Linked DNA regions of Homo sapiens: region 2 is linked to region 1. A link is a contact called in ENCODE Hi-C or POLR2A ChIA-PET data. All regions are on one chromosome and are shown on one strand. Each heading gives the region's core, a stretch centred on a gene start or an enhancer-like site at or near the end of the contact. The rest is flanking DNA. Distances are from core to core; before and after follow the strand shown. Region 1 has its middle 66 kb from the start of MIR4771-2. Region 2 overlaps BCL2L11 (BCL2 like 11).

Region 1 (7,076 bases), core at 3,277-5,776:
AATTCCCTATGTCTTGAATCTGGAAAGGTTTGGGACTTGCCTGCAACCAAAAGAATGTAGCCAGTGTTTCACATGACTTCCAAGGTTGGGTCATAAAATGAGATGCAGTCTCCACCTTGGTATTTGCAATCTTGAGCCCCAAGTAAGAAATCTGACACCCACTCCTGCCCTGAGGCTACAGTGCTGAGAGAAGGCCCAGGCCACACGCAGGTGTGCTGGCAGCCTGCTCCAACCGAAGTCCCAGCTGATAACTGGCATGAAGTGCCATAAGTGCAAGGGAGCCTTGGAGGACTCCAGGCCTCAGCCTTTGCACCTCACCTGACACTTTGCGCCTCACCAGCTGAGGTCCTGGACACCATGGAGCAGAGACTGGCCAATGAGATCAGTGCAACTCGTAAAATGTGACTGCAATAAGGACATGGATGATACTCATGAATGAGTGGAGACACTTCTAAGAGTATTTCTGATTAGCCAGAGCTCAAGAAAACTTACATTTCCCTGAAATCTTACAACTCATGTGAGAGAACACTTGATGAACATAAGGACTAGATAACCCCAAACTTGGAAAGCTCACCGCTCTGTGGAAAAGCTGGATTCTAGAACTTGGTTGGTCCCAGAGGGCGAACTGGAGGCTCCTAGCATCACCCTCAAGTCTTGGGCTCGGAACTGCCAAAGGGGAGAATTGAGTCTGCCAAGTCCCGTTTGGAAGGTTACGCCCCGGCCCAAAGGTCCAGCAGACGGCAGGCAAGAAATGGGCTGTCAAAAGAGACTGGTTCTGCCACAGATGTCCTTTTCCCTCAGAAAGAAAACAGAGAAGGGCCCTGGCACTTCTTCCCGGTGGTGAGATGCGTGGTGGGTGAGAGAGAAGAGAGGAGGAGAGAGAGAGAGAGAGGGAGAGAGTTCATGACAGCAACATGGTGGCCATGGTCGCTCATAAGTTGAGCCAACATGCATCAGGCCCTCAACAGTCTCTCTGGTCAGACAAAACACAGCACCTCCCTGGGGGCAAGTCAGAAAATTGGGTGCAGAAAAACAAAGTGTTCAGCCCAACACTGCCCCTCCGTGGTAGGGGAGAGGAAATTCCCTTCACAGGAACTGAGAACAAGGAAAGACAATTCCCCACCCACACCAGATGAAAGGTGCGGTCGGTCCACCTTCTCTCCCAGGCCCTTGTGTTAGAGCAGTTTTCACAGCTCCCTCTCTGTGTGAGCACAAAGGAAGGGAGGCCCCAAGAATGAAGAACCCCTCCCACGTGTCCACAGCTGGTGGACTCCTGATGGCTGCGGGGAGAGACACTCAGCTTCAGCCCACGACTTCTCGCTCCCTCCGGAAGGCAGACTTGGAGGACAGGCCAGGCCAGGCTCCCCTCCCCGGACCACATGCATCTTCGCACAGAGCGAGATCATGTTCTGGTGAAGTGCGGACTGTGGAGGAAGGAAAGGTCAGGGTCATTCGATGTTGGGAGAGAGAAAAAGGGACTCAGTGTCCATCTCCAGGAAGTGAGAGGACAATGGAGCACAGGCAGTAAAGCATGGTCCTGGTTTCCAAGGAAGTCGGTAAACAGAGGAGGAGGGGCACCAGACTGCTCTGTGGGGTCTCCCCTCCTCCTGATCTCTCTTCTAGGCACCAACCCGCCACACTTTGTGCCCAAGTCTGATAGATGGGAAGATCGACCTGGGCAGGTAAGTGGCAGACATGCTGGGGTGACTGTATTCCTGGAGCCACTGCCAGATGGATAAACAAAAACCAAGGACTGGATTTTAAACATAAAAGAGCTGGCAGGGCGCAGTGGCTCACACCTGTAATCCCAACACTTTGGGAGGCTGAGGTGAGCGAATTGCTTGAGCCCAGGAATTCGAGACCAGCCTGGGCAACATGGCAAGACCCTGTCTCTACAAAAAAATACAAAAATTCACCGGGTGTGGTGGTGCACATCTGTAGTCCCAGCTACTCGGGAGGCTGAGGTGGGAGGATCGCTTGAACCTGGGAGACCGAGGCTGCAGTGAGCTATGATCACACCACACTGCACTCTAGCCCAGGCCACAGAGTGAGACCCTGTCTCAAAAAAAAAAAAAGAAAGAAAGAAAGAGAAAAGAGTAAATGCTTCTCTTCTGTTGGTAGTTCCTGAATGCCCCTGTCATCCCCATCTCCACTTCCCTAAGAACCTTCAGGCTCCGGGAAGCTTGACAGCAGCTCCTGTCACGATGCCTCATTTCATCCACTACCAGCCACAGATACATCCCTGTGAACCTGGCACAGTTTCCTGTATACGGTAGGCACTCAATTCATGCTAGTCAAATCAACAAACCTTAGGAGTGGCCTGTGTGGATTTTAGGACCCTTGTCCCCCTCTAATCCTGGATTCTCATTGTCCCTGCACAGACAACAAATGCCTCCTAGGCATTCAGAGGCTGAGCAGAGCCAACTCTGCCTCGGTGAGTAGTGAGCGTGGCCAGCAGGGCAGACATCCACCAGCCATCCTCACTCAGGCCCTTGGAAGCCTGTGGGCTCCCGGCACCTTCCCTGTGCCAGGAGCCCTGAGCCCTGGGCTTCCCCAGCCAGACAATAAGCCACCCTTGTCTCTTCACCATGGGCCTCTGCAAAGCACAGGCACTCCCCAAGTGTGGGAATTGCAGAGATGGAAGGAGTCTCTCATTTGCCTCAAGGGCAGTTGCGACTGGCGTGCGGCCTGTCCTGATGAAGTTTCACCCTTCTGGCGAGGACATGCTGGTGAGGACATCAATTTAGCCACAAGCCAACTTGCTTGGTCATTTATGACAGCTGGCTTTGCCCAGATGGCTCAGGGCTCACCTGCAGCCACTGTTAGGGGACCTACAAGGCACCAGCTTCAACTTCCCTTCACACAGGCAATTCACACCTCAGGGAGGCCCAGGGAAGGGCCCACGAACACCCTATCTGATATACATAAGGAATCGGAGGTGAGGATGTCTCCTGAAGTGACGGGTGATGCACTCTCAGGCTTTCCACCCTGGACTGCCTCTTCTTCAAAAAGAATAAAACAGATTAATCCAACAGATGAACTGTCTGCTGGGATCTGGGCATGTCCACAGTACTGGGGACACAGCAAGATACAGAGCAAAGTCTGCCTGCAGCGACTGCACTCGCCCACCTTTGCAACTGGTGCCTCCTGGAGAGCAGTTGGTTGCAGTGAGGTGCTGACCACCTCCCTCAGAAATGACTTCAGCAACAATCACCCCGAGTGTCTGACTCACCGGCTGCTCTGGTTCTTCCCTGCCAGCCGCAGTGGCACAGCAAGGCAGCAAATCTTTGGAGCTCTCGGCCATACAGGACAGAGCACAAGTACCCCATGATTTCCAGGAATTCCCACAGCCTTGGGGTCTGGTTTGGTGAAAGGGGATGGGGAAGGCTATGCCCTGAGCAATCACTATTCGGCATTACAGTCACCTGTGCTCCAAGCTGCAGAATACAGCCCCACTCCTGTTTTTGTTTTTTCTTTTAAAAAACACTTTGTTTTTCTCCACCCAATTTTCTTTTTAAAAATTTTTTTAAAGAAATTAAAAAAAAAAAAAAAAAAGAGCAGGCTGGGCGTGGTGGCTCATGTCTGTAATCCCAGCACTTTGGGAGGCCAAGGCAGGAGGATCACTTGAGCCAAGGAGTCAGAGATCAGCCTGGGCAACATAGTGTGACCCCATCTCTACAAAAAACTGAAAAATTAGCCGGCACATGCCTGTCGTTTCAGCTACTTGGGAGGCTGAGGTGGGAGAATCGCTTGAGCCCAGGAAGTCAATGCGGCGGTAAGTTGCTGCGTTCGTGCCGCTGCACTCCAGCCTGGGTGACAAGAGCAAGAAACTGTCTCAAAAAAAAGAGAAAAAAAAGAGTTCCTGGTCTGTTTTTCTGGCAGATCCCAGCCATGTCCAGGCCCAAGGCCCAGGACTCAAACTGGTGCCTCCATTTCCTTTGATCCCTGTGCAGAATTGCACAGACTTGCTTTGAGCCAGATTCCCATTTCTGATAGTCTTTGCAGAAAGCCTGAAACTCATCCTTTAAGGCCTAAGGACTTGAGGGAAGCCTTCAGCACCTGCAGCTGGGGAGGCAGGAGTTCTTGTCAGTCTCTTGGTACTGGTAACGGGCAGTGCACACGTTGACGTTAATGAGACTTAAAAAGCTGCAGCATCTGGCTGCCTGGCCAGGTGGAAAGAAAACCCACAGCAGCATGTGGACGAAGGCACTGCCTCTATTTCCCTCCAGAAAGCAACACAACTCAGGTGAGAGCTGCCGGCTCACCTGGCTACACATACAAAAGCAAAGCCAAGATCCAAGCACACACGCTTATTCCAAGGTGGAAGTTCATCTCCAAAGCTGTGCAGGAGGGTGCTAGGGGCTGGCGCAGTAAGTAAGCAATTCAAATTAATGAATTGGCTGATTGACTCCAAGTTCGATTTAAATTCACAACAACCAGGTTCTGTATTTGTGCTCAGGGATGCCCCATCCCTCTCACGGGACTGGCTTCCGGCTTCTTCCAGGGTTTGCTCCTTATTCCAGTTAGGTATTCAGTGTCGCCAAGCCAGGGCAGCCTCGTGACTACAGTGAGTTGCTAACAGCAGGGCAGCACTGTTTCAAACAGACACCCAAACACCTGTTTTTCTTGTTAAGTAAAAACAAGTTAATAGTCACAGCAAAACCATGAAAGAAAACCACAAGTGACCTAAGGATTTCTGACTCACCCCCAGCCTGGGTACTTTGTGATATTCCACCAAAAGCATCAGCCACCTGCAGCTGCCCTGAGAACTGCTGATCAGCAGTCCTTTTGTCTCTCCAAGTCAGGGTAATTACCCATGTGTGCCCTGCCCCCAGATGGCTCTTGCCTTCAGAAAAAAAGAACAGAGAAAAAAAAACGAAAACCACCTTCCCTCTAAGCCCAAGTGACTAAGAAAAGCTGGCAGGGACCCTCCCTCAGACCATAATGGTGGGAAACCTCTTGCAAAACAGTTTTCTCTGCAAGATAAACTGTCTGTTCCCAGCAGCCAAGTGCCACACCCGAGAGAGGGTGAGAGGTTTCCTTTAAGAAGCCTCCAGAAAACATCATGAACAGTTGCTCCCCTATGCACTAGGAATAACTGTGAAGAGTTACACCCTAATAAAGATTTTTTTGTTCTTTTTTTATTTTAAGTGTAGCCTCCAGGATAGGCCCAGCATCTGCACTATTCTAGAAACCAGTGCTATGGAGCTCCAGCTCAGCCTAGACCTGGTAACCTCCTATGGGCAGAGGGACGGCCACACACCAGGCCCTGTCCCTGTTTGATCACTTACTGTCACAAGTCTAGCTGTCCAAGGGGGCGCAGGGACCTGTCAGGCCTCATAGCCATTCTAGAAGAGGTGGCCCACGTGAAAGTTGTCATGCTCTGTGTCACATAGCTCAGGTCTTGTGGTCCCACCTGGAAGGAACTGGGACTGGGCTGCAAGCCAAGGCTGCCTTCTATAGGCTGAACCATGCACAAGCGGCAGTAGGCTATGAGTTGCCTGTTCCCAAATGGTACCCACTAGGCTGCCTTGCCAGGGACTGGGACCCTCTGACCCCACCAGAGTCTCCTTCTCAGCAAGGGCAGGCGAGGGGACAGCCCCACTTCATCTGCCCGCAATACCCTTGTGCCTCCTGAGCCTCCATCCACCTGCAAGTGCTGTGCCCTGTGCCCGGCTGGGCTCCCTATGAGCCCAGGGAACACCTCTGCCCTCTAAACGACCGCCAGTGGGCACAGTGTTCAGGCCATGCTGCCAAGGCAGCAGCTAGGAATTCAGGAATTCAGAGAAGATGCGAAGGACAGAAATATGAAGGGACTGCTGGGGCACCAAGGTGAGGAGGGACAGGGTTGCCAAACCCCATGTGTAGGAGCCACTGTGCATCCTGCCCGTGGGACAAGCACCACCTGAAGACGCAAGAAGACCTCCCTCAGTTCGAGGGAAAATATCTCCCCCAAAGGCCCCCATACATACTGAAAATCTCTTATGATAATCACCCCTAGTGATTCTAGGTCACTGCCTCTGCTCCTGGATTGCTCAATCTGTGGGACGAGGCACATGGAAGGTAACATTCATTTAGCAACTCCCAAGCTTTTCTTTTTTTTTTTAGACCGAATCTTGCTCTGTCACCCAGGCTGGAATGCAGTGGCACAGTCTCGGCTCACTACAACCTCCACCTCCTGGGTTCAAGCGATTCTCCTGCCTCAGCCTCCCAAGTAGCTGGGATTACAGGCGTGTGCCACCATGCACAGCTAATTTTTGTATTTTAGTAGAGACAGGGTTTCACCATGTTGGCCAGGCTGGTCTTGAACTCCTGGCCTCAAGTGATCCACCCACCTCAGCCTCATAAAGTGCTGGGATGACAGGCGTGACCCACCGTGCCCAGCCCTCCTAAGTTTTTCAGTACACTTCCAATATCAACTTTTCCATCAGTGATTCCAACCACTCAAAAGGTGGACAGCCTGTAAGCCCATTTTATAGATGAAGGATGTGATGATGAGTGAGATTAAGTAATGTCTGCAGAGCCACCGAAGCCCAGATTCAACCCCACGGACATCAGCCACGACAGCCCATGGCTCTGTGGTGTCACACACCTGCAGCAGGACACTGTTTCTCACATTTCTACTGGCACCTGGCACCGGGCAGATGCCAGCCTGGGGGACAAGGCACCTGGAGCGTCTAATGCTTGACCTTCTGCCCTGGTCCTGGGCCCTCAGCTGTCTTGGGAAGAGGTGGCAATGGATGCCTGGTAGAGGTTTTGACCCCTGGAGGGTGCTCTTTGGACACCTCCTGGGGTGACATTCGTCACTTCATTTCATTTCAGCATCACGAACATTGGCTGAGCGTATGGCTGGCTCCAGGCATCGTGTTTTTAGCTAAGACCTTTCTACAAATCTTTTTTATGGTTATTTAAAGAAATAAACCTAAATTTGAGGATCATTATGTTCTGCTTCACTGGCACTCAGAATCTACTTCACCCAGGAGCTCAGAACTCAGCAGTTAGCAAGAAAAGTAGCCTCTGAACCCGAACAAAAGAGAAACATTACTGCAGAAAGCCAATACTTCCTCTCAGGACAC
Region 2 (7,549 bases), core at 1,156-3,655, 550 kb before region 1:
AAGCTGGAGTTGTTTACCTTCTGTGGCTTCTAGGTTCTTCACAGTCAGGTTGTCCAGCTCAAGTCACTCCATGTGCAGGAACACTGCTCTTGGCTAACTGTGACCTGGGCATGTCCTGGTGGTGGGCTGCAGTGGACAGCAGCACATGAAGCTGCTCTCCAGATGAGGCCAGCAGTGAATAAAAACCCTTTCATTGTTTGATCACAAGAAACAGTGATCTTTTGTTTACACTGCCTACTTCCTACTCTGTCCAGGGCATGTGCAGACAGGAATTGATTGAAGTGCATGTAGACCAAAATCTAGCCCTGAATGAGACAAAGTAGAGTTGAGAAGGTGACTTGCAGACTGATTTTGATGGAAAGAATTTAACGTGTCATTACATTAGCATTTTCCTGTGCTCTGTATGAATTTGAAATACTTATATGCTCTCCTTCTTGAGAAGTGAAATCCCCAGTGCTATCTCATTCTTGTTTTTATAAATGGTAGTCACTCTTCTGTGAATAATGTACAAAGGCAAGGACTAAAGTTTAGCCTGCTTGGTAATTGCACAAACTGAACACAAACCCAAACGTGTGTTCTCAGCGTACTTTGGAGGTCTTCATTAATTGAATGTTGGAGTTTAGTAAAAGAAGTTGCTTTCTGTTACTGGCTGTGAAAAGAGTCGTGGAAATCTGCACATCAGATATTAAATTCAAATTAGACCTAACTCATGCAATGATAGGTTGCCCCACACTTCACTCACATGAGTTGATAGAATGTCAGTTTTCATAACAAAAGCAGTCATGAGGAGCTTAGATAAATTGGTACCTGCCATTGATCAGTGGCACGGTTTTCATTCAGGTTCAGCAAGAGTTTTCCTTAAAGCTGGAGGAGGCAGCTCAGTGTTTGGGTTTAGGAGCCTTTCTTTCCTGTCTTAGACTACCCCGTTTCCGTCCCAGAAGTACAATGGCCAGAGGTGATGAGCTCCTTGGTTCTTCCCCTCAGACTTTTGGGAGAACATGTGGCTGGGATTATGTGGACTATGGATTGCTGGTTTTCCAAACAAGCGCGTTCTGTTACTCGTTGAAGCCAGAGTGTGATCTCGTAGGAAAACACGACTCACAGAGAAGTGTGGGGACTTTGGGGTCAGACCTAGAGCCCTGACTCTACCCTTAACCTTTAGGAGGCCAATTGTCTGGTCTATCCCTTAGGCATGTAGTGGAGATTAAGTAAGAACATTTAGAGATGGAGCTAGAAAATTCTTATTATCATCTGTTATCGTAATTCTGTTTCCTCTCACTTTGAACTGTAATTGAAACATTTTTCAATGGGTCTTCGGCGTTTAGAAAGGGAGATGCCAGGAACTCTGTTCACCTGTCTATCTTTTAAATACTCTGGAACTGCTTTTTAAACAAGTTGTGTGTTTGACCCTACTGCACATGCTGTGTCTGGGTGTAGGCAAATATGAGATGAGGCTGAGGCACTGGTGTGTGTTTAAATGGCTGGATGGGCATCGGGCTAAAGGACTTGTGCTTGTTTGCACCACGTGTGAGTGCTCATCTGTTTGGCAGGTGCCTACACCTGCAGGGCTGCCTTGCAGCTCTGGATCAAGGCCATTAACACATAACCATGAGGAAGGAGATGCAGGTGCCTGGAAGGGGACTTCAGGAGGTCTAACTGGGGTTTTTTTTAAATCTCTTGAGGAGGAAATGAAGATGCACACAAACTAAGGCTTGGCCCTGCTGCAGACGTTCAAAAATAATAAGCTTCTCATATCATCCTTCACTAGACTTCTACCACCTGAAACAAAGTGGAGAGGTTTTAGTTGTGGTTAAACTATGTTACGTCTCACTTAGCTTTTTTCTGAGGCTGAAACATTTTGGAACAGTGTGTTTCTTCTCTGAATCTAATATTCCAACTACTGGTGCCTCACACAGATGTCAGAACAATCTGTCTCTTCTCTGTGGTTGGCCATAGAACAGTGACGATTTCAGAAGTGGCAGGTGGGAGTTGTTCCCCAGTTTAGCCAGCACCAGGTCTGGAGTCTGACAGGCTAGAGACCTACCAAGTGGAGGGCTGTGCTGTGCTGCCTGAAGAGCCTCAGTGCACAGCCTCACCTGGACATTCACTGGAGAAGAGATTTGTGTCACAATAAGCCTTAACTATCATAATTTCTTTGAAATAGTGTGTCAAAAATAGGATAAAAGTTTGGTTTATGCAAATGTAGTTTTTATCTGACTTCTGAAGACCACATTGTCACCATAGCAGATCAGCTGCAGCACCCATAGCTTTGCAACGCTAGGGGAGAGTGCTCTCCTGGTTTGGGGTGAAGGTACCATGCATCTGGGAGGGAACTTCCTAGTGCCCTTTCCCCAGCTGTGGTGACATCAAAGTGCAGCAGGCACAAGCTATGCAAATATCCATGTTGCCTTGGTGATGAATAGAAAGTGGATTTGGTGTTGGGCAGTATTGTAGCAATCTCCTCTGACACCTGAAAACAGCATGCATATGGAACCAGTGCTGAAATACCAGCTCAGCTGCCGTTTGACTGTGGTTGTTGGTCTGAAAGTGGAGAGAGACCAGATCTTCCTGAAGAGCTCCACATCATGCTCAACTGTGTGCTGGGCCTTTTTCTCTCTGACTTCTGTGTCACTTAGTTGCCAGTTAAAATGCTGTTTAGACTGCTGGGTTATGAACGAGTCGTGGAGTGGTAGTTCTAACAGAATCAGGGGGGTGACTCCTAGTTCCATGTCCCACCCTGCCACCTCAGTGTCCCTAAAGATGCCGTGACAGCCCCTGGGTATTCTCAGGCTCCTGGATGTCCATCCCAGGCCCTCTCTTCTGCAGCCTGTGGGGATCAGACACCAACCAGAGAGACTGCTTCCTCAGTTGCCTGAGCCTGGAGCAGAGATTCCCTCTGTCCTTCCTGGTCTCACAGTCCAAAATTCAGCCTCCTATTATATATAATGTATAATAATTTATAGTATATATATAAACACTTAAATATATATAAAAAATAAGTTTCAGGACATCCTATACATTTACTGTTGAAATTCTGTAAGAAACAAGTTTTTGAGTAAGTTAAATTCCTCTGCATCTCAGAGTTCTATAGGTATACCTTGTTTTTGAATGCCTCTTAGAATTAGGAATTGAGCTTGCTTTGATATGACAATGAAATTGTCGTTTTTCCCTCGTTGCTCTGACTGCCAGGAAACTCTTAACTAAACTGTGGCTCTCTTACAGCACATCTCACCCCTGGTTCCCAGGATAACTCCTTGATGTCATGTCTGATCTCAACCTTTTTTTTTAAATTGTGTTACACACATTTGCGCTTTCTTAATTTAAGTCCCCTTTGAGCCATGCTATGTCTAGGTCTGTGTTGTACTTACCGAGTCCTTGGGCCCAGTGGGTGTCAGCCCTGCCTTTGGAGCATGGATGAGTGGGCTGTATTCTGAGCTGCATTGTAGGAATCACTTAGTGATTCTCAATTCGCACTCCAGAACCTCTGTGGCCTCAGCTCAGCCTGAAACAAGGCCCCTTTCAGGTCTGAGGAGCAACGGGCCCTTCCCAGCAGAGGCACAGGCACAGGCACAGGGTGTGCGAGGAGGGAAGGTGCTGGCCTGAAAGCCCTCGTTTAACTTCTTTCCTGCTTCTGGCATTCCATCTTCATGTGGGCCAAGAGTACCCATCCTGTCCTGCCACTGTCTTCAGCTGCACTTTGAGTCACTTGCTTGACCTCTGTAGTCACTGGCTGCAAAACAGCATAGGGAATGCTACCCTGGCACTCAGGGTTGTTGTGGGGACTGAAAAGCATGGGCTAGGTTATTTCATTTAGTGGTGGCCATGGCAATTCTTCCATCCCCAAGCTTGGGCACACAAAGTCCAAAGGCCTGGAGTGCCCTAGGCAGCTTTTCAAAGGTTCGACTCCTCTCACTGTTGGAGAGTGAAGCTGAATCCAAAGCTGCATTCTATAGTTGTCTGCTGTTCAACCTGACCAGTTCCCTGGGGCCAGGGCCTCTATTGTTTTCCAAGCATCTGCTTCCCTGGACTGAGCAAGAGAGTGGTGTTCTGTGATTATTTTGGCATTAGAATGTCATTAAATTCCCTGACACTTAATTGGTCGTCCCAAGTGTAAATTGAAGATGCTTCTGCCCTGCACTTAATGTTCCTCGCTGCAGTGGCAGCTCCAGCCCCTGGCAAGGCAGCAGGAACCCCACGCTAGGGCATTCCTGTGGTACAGCTCCTCCCAGGTTGCCACCCAGATGAGCTTGTGCCATCTGGTGTCATGGGGACATGTGAAGAACTATTTAGGAATTCCCTGTTGAATGCTCGACACCGTCTCAAAGGGCATTGTTCATATCTTCAGAGAAAGACTGCTTAAGTCTATGCTGAGGAACTTGTAGACACATAATCCTATGCCTTTACACTTAGAGGGCACAGTCTGTGGGGGAGCAATCCTGCAACTTGGCATAATCTTTCCTTCTGGTTTATGATAAATACTTATCCACTACTGAGATTATCTTTACTGAACTGCTGGCCCCTTCTGCCTGTTGGCCTTGCTGCCTCTGCCCAGCTTCTCTCTCCACCTGCACTGCCCATTCTCCTCTTGTCCTTCCAAGAAATTCTCCTCTTCCTTTGGGGCTTGATGTGGGGATTCACCCTGGTGCCTTCCTGCCCTGGCTCCCCCACTTCCTCTCTGGCCAGTGGTTTTTTTCCCTCTCATTTTATTTGCCTCTGTATTGTCCTTACTTTATTATCTTGTTTACTGTTTTGTGCTGGCGACACAGCTATTACCATCAGACCTAGTGGGTACACAGACACGTGCCTTGAAGTCAGGCCCCCCACCTGATGCTGGTCAGCAACAGGGCCACTGGAGCCCCTTACCCTGAGAGGGGCAGGGGCTGTCAGGAACTGGTTCCTGGAGGGACACACAAGGTTGTGAATGTTGAAGGAGTCATCTTCTGGACACATGGGATGGCCACAAAAGGCAGTTACCTCCAGGTAACCCAGTCCTCATATAGCTCTTGATTTAGGCTATGGAGATTACAGTACCCAACTGGGTGGGGCCCTCCTCTTTGTGCACTTGTGATTGTGTGTATGTGTGTCTGCGTAGAGAAAGTGAGAGAGGAGAGAACTGTAGTATATGGTCACTTCAGTTGTAACTTACTAGCAAATTTGGTCTTTAAAAATAATCTCCTTCACCCAAATGAGTTGTTATACCTTTCTAAAGTATTTTTGCAATTTAGACTAAAACAGAGTTACCCAACTCTGTAAGAAGGATTGTTTTCACTTAAAGAGTGACAGACTGAGAGCATCAGTGAAAGTGTGTATTAGTCAGCTAGGGCTGCTGTGCAGAGTTCCAGAGACTGGGTGGCTCACACAACAGGAATTTATTTTTCTTAGTTCTGGAGGCTGGAAGTCTGTGATCATGGTGCAGACTTAGCCTCCAGACCTGTAGATGCTGTCATCCCCTGTGTCTTCACGTGGTCTCCCTCCGTGGGTTTCTGTGTCCTGATTGTCTCTTACCAGAACACCGTGGATTAGAGCCCACCCCACAGTGACCTCATTTTAACTTAATCACCTTATTGATGACCCTGTCTCCACTTACAGTCACAGCCTGAGGTCCGGGGGGTTAGGACTGCAACAGATGAATTGAGGGGACACAGTGTACAGTTCAGCCCATAAAGAGGAAGATACCCAGAAGTTTCAGGAGGGAGTGGAGCATCTTCCCTGATTGTATTTATTTTAATAGTTTTTTAAAAAACGCTTGTAATCAGGAAAGACAGTCTGTCTTTTTTATATTACCCAGTTTGGGAGTGGCAGAACTTAAATGCACTTTTGATTCACAGATGCCTCTTCCACCTGATTAAGAACCACTGTAGCAGACGCAGACTTATTGGACACTAGGCGGGAGGCCAGCTCTGCAGACAGCAGGTCTCAGGAAGACGGTCAAGGCATGGCTGCTGATGATCCGCTTATGGGTGTGTTTATTGTCTTAGCCCATGTTAGATGCGAGGAACCACTCACACTGCAAATGACAGCTCCTGGCTCAGTCTTAGTGTCATACTTGCCTTTAACTGGCAACTCCCCTGCAATACAGGGATTGTCATCTTTAGTCCTGACTTTCCAATTCCATCTTGGATGTGCTACCCTGGCCAGAAGCCACTGGGTGTGCCCTTACTTTGACCTTTCACCAGTAAATTCCATCTTAGGGGGCTTTCTCTAATTGCTTCAGACTCCCTCCTGACCCTTTATACCACCCCAAAACCAAAGGCCCTGGTTTAGGAGCTGAATTGTAGCAGCCGTTCCTCAGTATCTAGATCGCAGGGAGATTTCACTGGAGCTGGCTGAAGCTGTTGGCGCTTTGAGCAGCGTTGAGCCATCAGTCCTAGTTCTGCGTCTTTGCCCCACTGCAGCTTTTGGCCACTTGCCCCAGTTTAGTGTCACCAGGCCCCGACTATAAGCCACAGTAATTTTTATGGCTGCAGGTATTAGAGGGCAGCCAGTCTACAGAGGTAGGGGCTGCCCATCCTCCAGCTGTCTTTTGCAATACGGGCATACACTTCGAGCCAACAGCAGCTCCAGCCGGCCGTGCCAGCTGTCAAATGCTTTCTGGGCTGGCACGGCTCTTTGAATCCGTGGTAATGGCTTCCTCTGTTGAATGTCGTCCAAAAGCAATTGCTTGTCAGCTTAAAAGCGTGTGCCATGTTGTCATGCCCGCCGTCTGAGAGGGCAGGCATCCCCGCACACTTGCAGACTGGGATGCTGTAGCATCTTCTCATGAGTCAGGGATTGGGTGTAACTTTTGCCAAAATTTCCTGCATTTTCCCCACCCTCTCCAACATGTCTTTGAATACCCCATATCCTTTACATTTGAGATGAAAGTGGAACTCTAAAAACCTTGGAAAGATTCTCTTGTGAGGTGACTTCTACTTAAGCTTGGTCACAGCCTCCTGCTGTCCTCAAAGAGTGGGCAGGAGATTTCTTCCCTTGGACGCTGCCAGTGCTGGAATATGAAACTTACCAAGTGTCAGCAGTTGGGGTCTGTCCTTCACGTTGACCCAGCCCCCTCATTGGTGTCCTGATGATTGTGGACACCCAGTCAGCCCCATTTTCTGGCCACACCAAGCATGGCAATGACACCAGGTTGGCACAAAACAACTCTGCCTGGATTGATTACTTAGCCCATCATAGCGTACACTTTCTTCATTTTAGTAAGTTGTGGTTTTATTTTGAATAAGTCTCTTTCAACCTATTAATATTAGTCTACACTAAAATTAACCTTCCCCTAAATTATTCTCACACAGAGGCAGCAAAGTAATTTTGAAAGTTAAATCAAAACAAAGCAATCTTGTGTGTAAAACAGATAAAAATCACAGACTGTGGTTACAGAGTGCCTCTACAGGAATCGCTTACATAAAGCTGATTTCCTCCAATCTTGTTATGGAAGGAAAAGGGGAAATGCCCTGGCCTTATCACAATCCCATTCTGTCAAACAAGCGCGGCAGAGCTTGTGTAAACAGTGGAGCTGCAGCTGCGGCTGGTGTCTGTGGGGGCCATTCGGGGTCTG

The links. Hi-C counts contacts between places; a loop is a spot of excess contacts on that map. ChIA-PET counts read pairs that join two places held with the same protein, here RNA polymerase II (POLR2A). Pooled maps may share reads with other maps.
Region 2: a loop to region 1 is called in a map of OCI-LY7, with 11 times the contacts of the local background. The contact joins two enhancer-like sites. A Hi-C loop is called at or near these places in 1 of 168 maps with a recorded cell type or tissue (OCI-LY7), 3 of 37 single-sample maps with no recorded cell type and 6 of 50 pooled maps. POLR2A ChIA-PET finds 5 or more read pairs at or near these places in 1 of 52 experiments (B cell).

The regions. Positions count from the first base shown.
Region 1 is chr2:111,701,270-111,708,345 of GRCh38, forward strand. No RefSeq gene overlaps it. Among named protein-coding and RNA genes, the nearest start is that of MIR4771-2, 66 kb to the right of the region's middle. RefSeq lists enhancers at 839-1,624, 3,981-4,766, 4,767-5,550 and a silencer at 4,603-4,897. Within about 2 kb of position 4,527, at least 7 of the 41 ENCODE cell types and tissues checked have a DNase peak (open chromatin) inside an H3K27ac peak, as active enhancers do; they include OCI-LY7, where a contact is called at or near this core.
Region 2 is chr2:111,155,591-111,163,139 of GRCh38, forward strand. The region is part of intron 3 of BCL2L11 (BCL2 like 11); the gene reads left to right. Among named protein-coding and RNA genes, the nearest start is that of BCL2L11, 38 kb to the left of the region's middle. Within about 2 kb of position 2,406, at least 3 of the 41 ENCODE cell types and tissues checked have a DNase peak (open chromatin) inside an H3K27ac peak, as active enhancers do; they include OCI-LY7, where a contact is called at or near this core.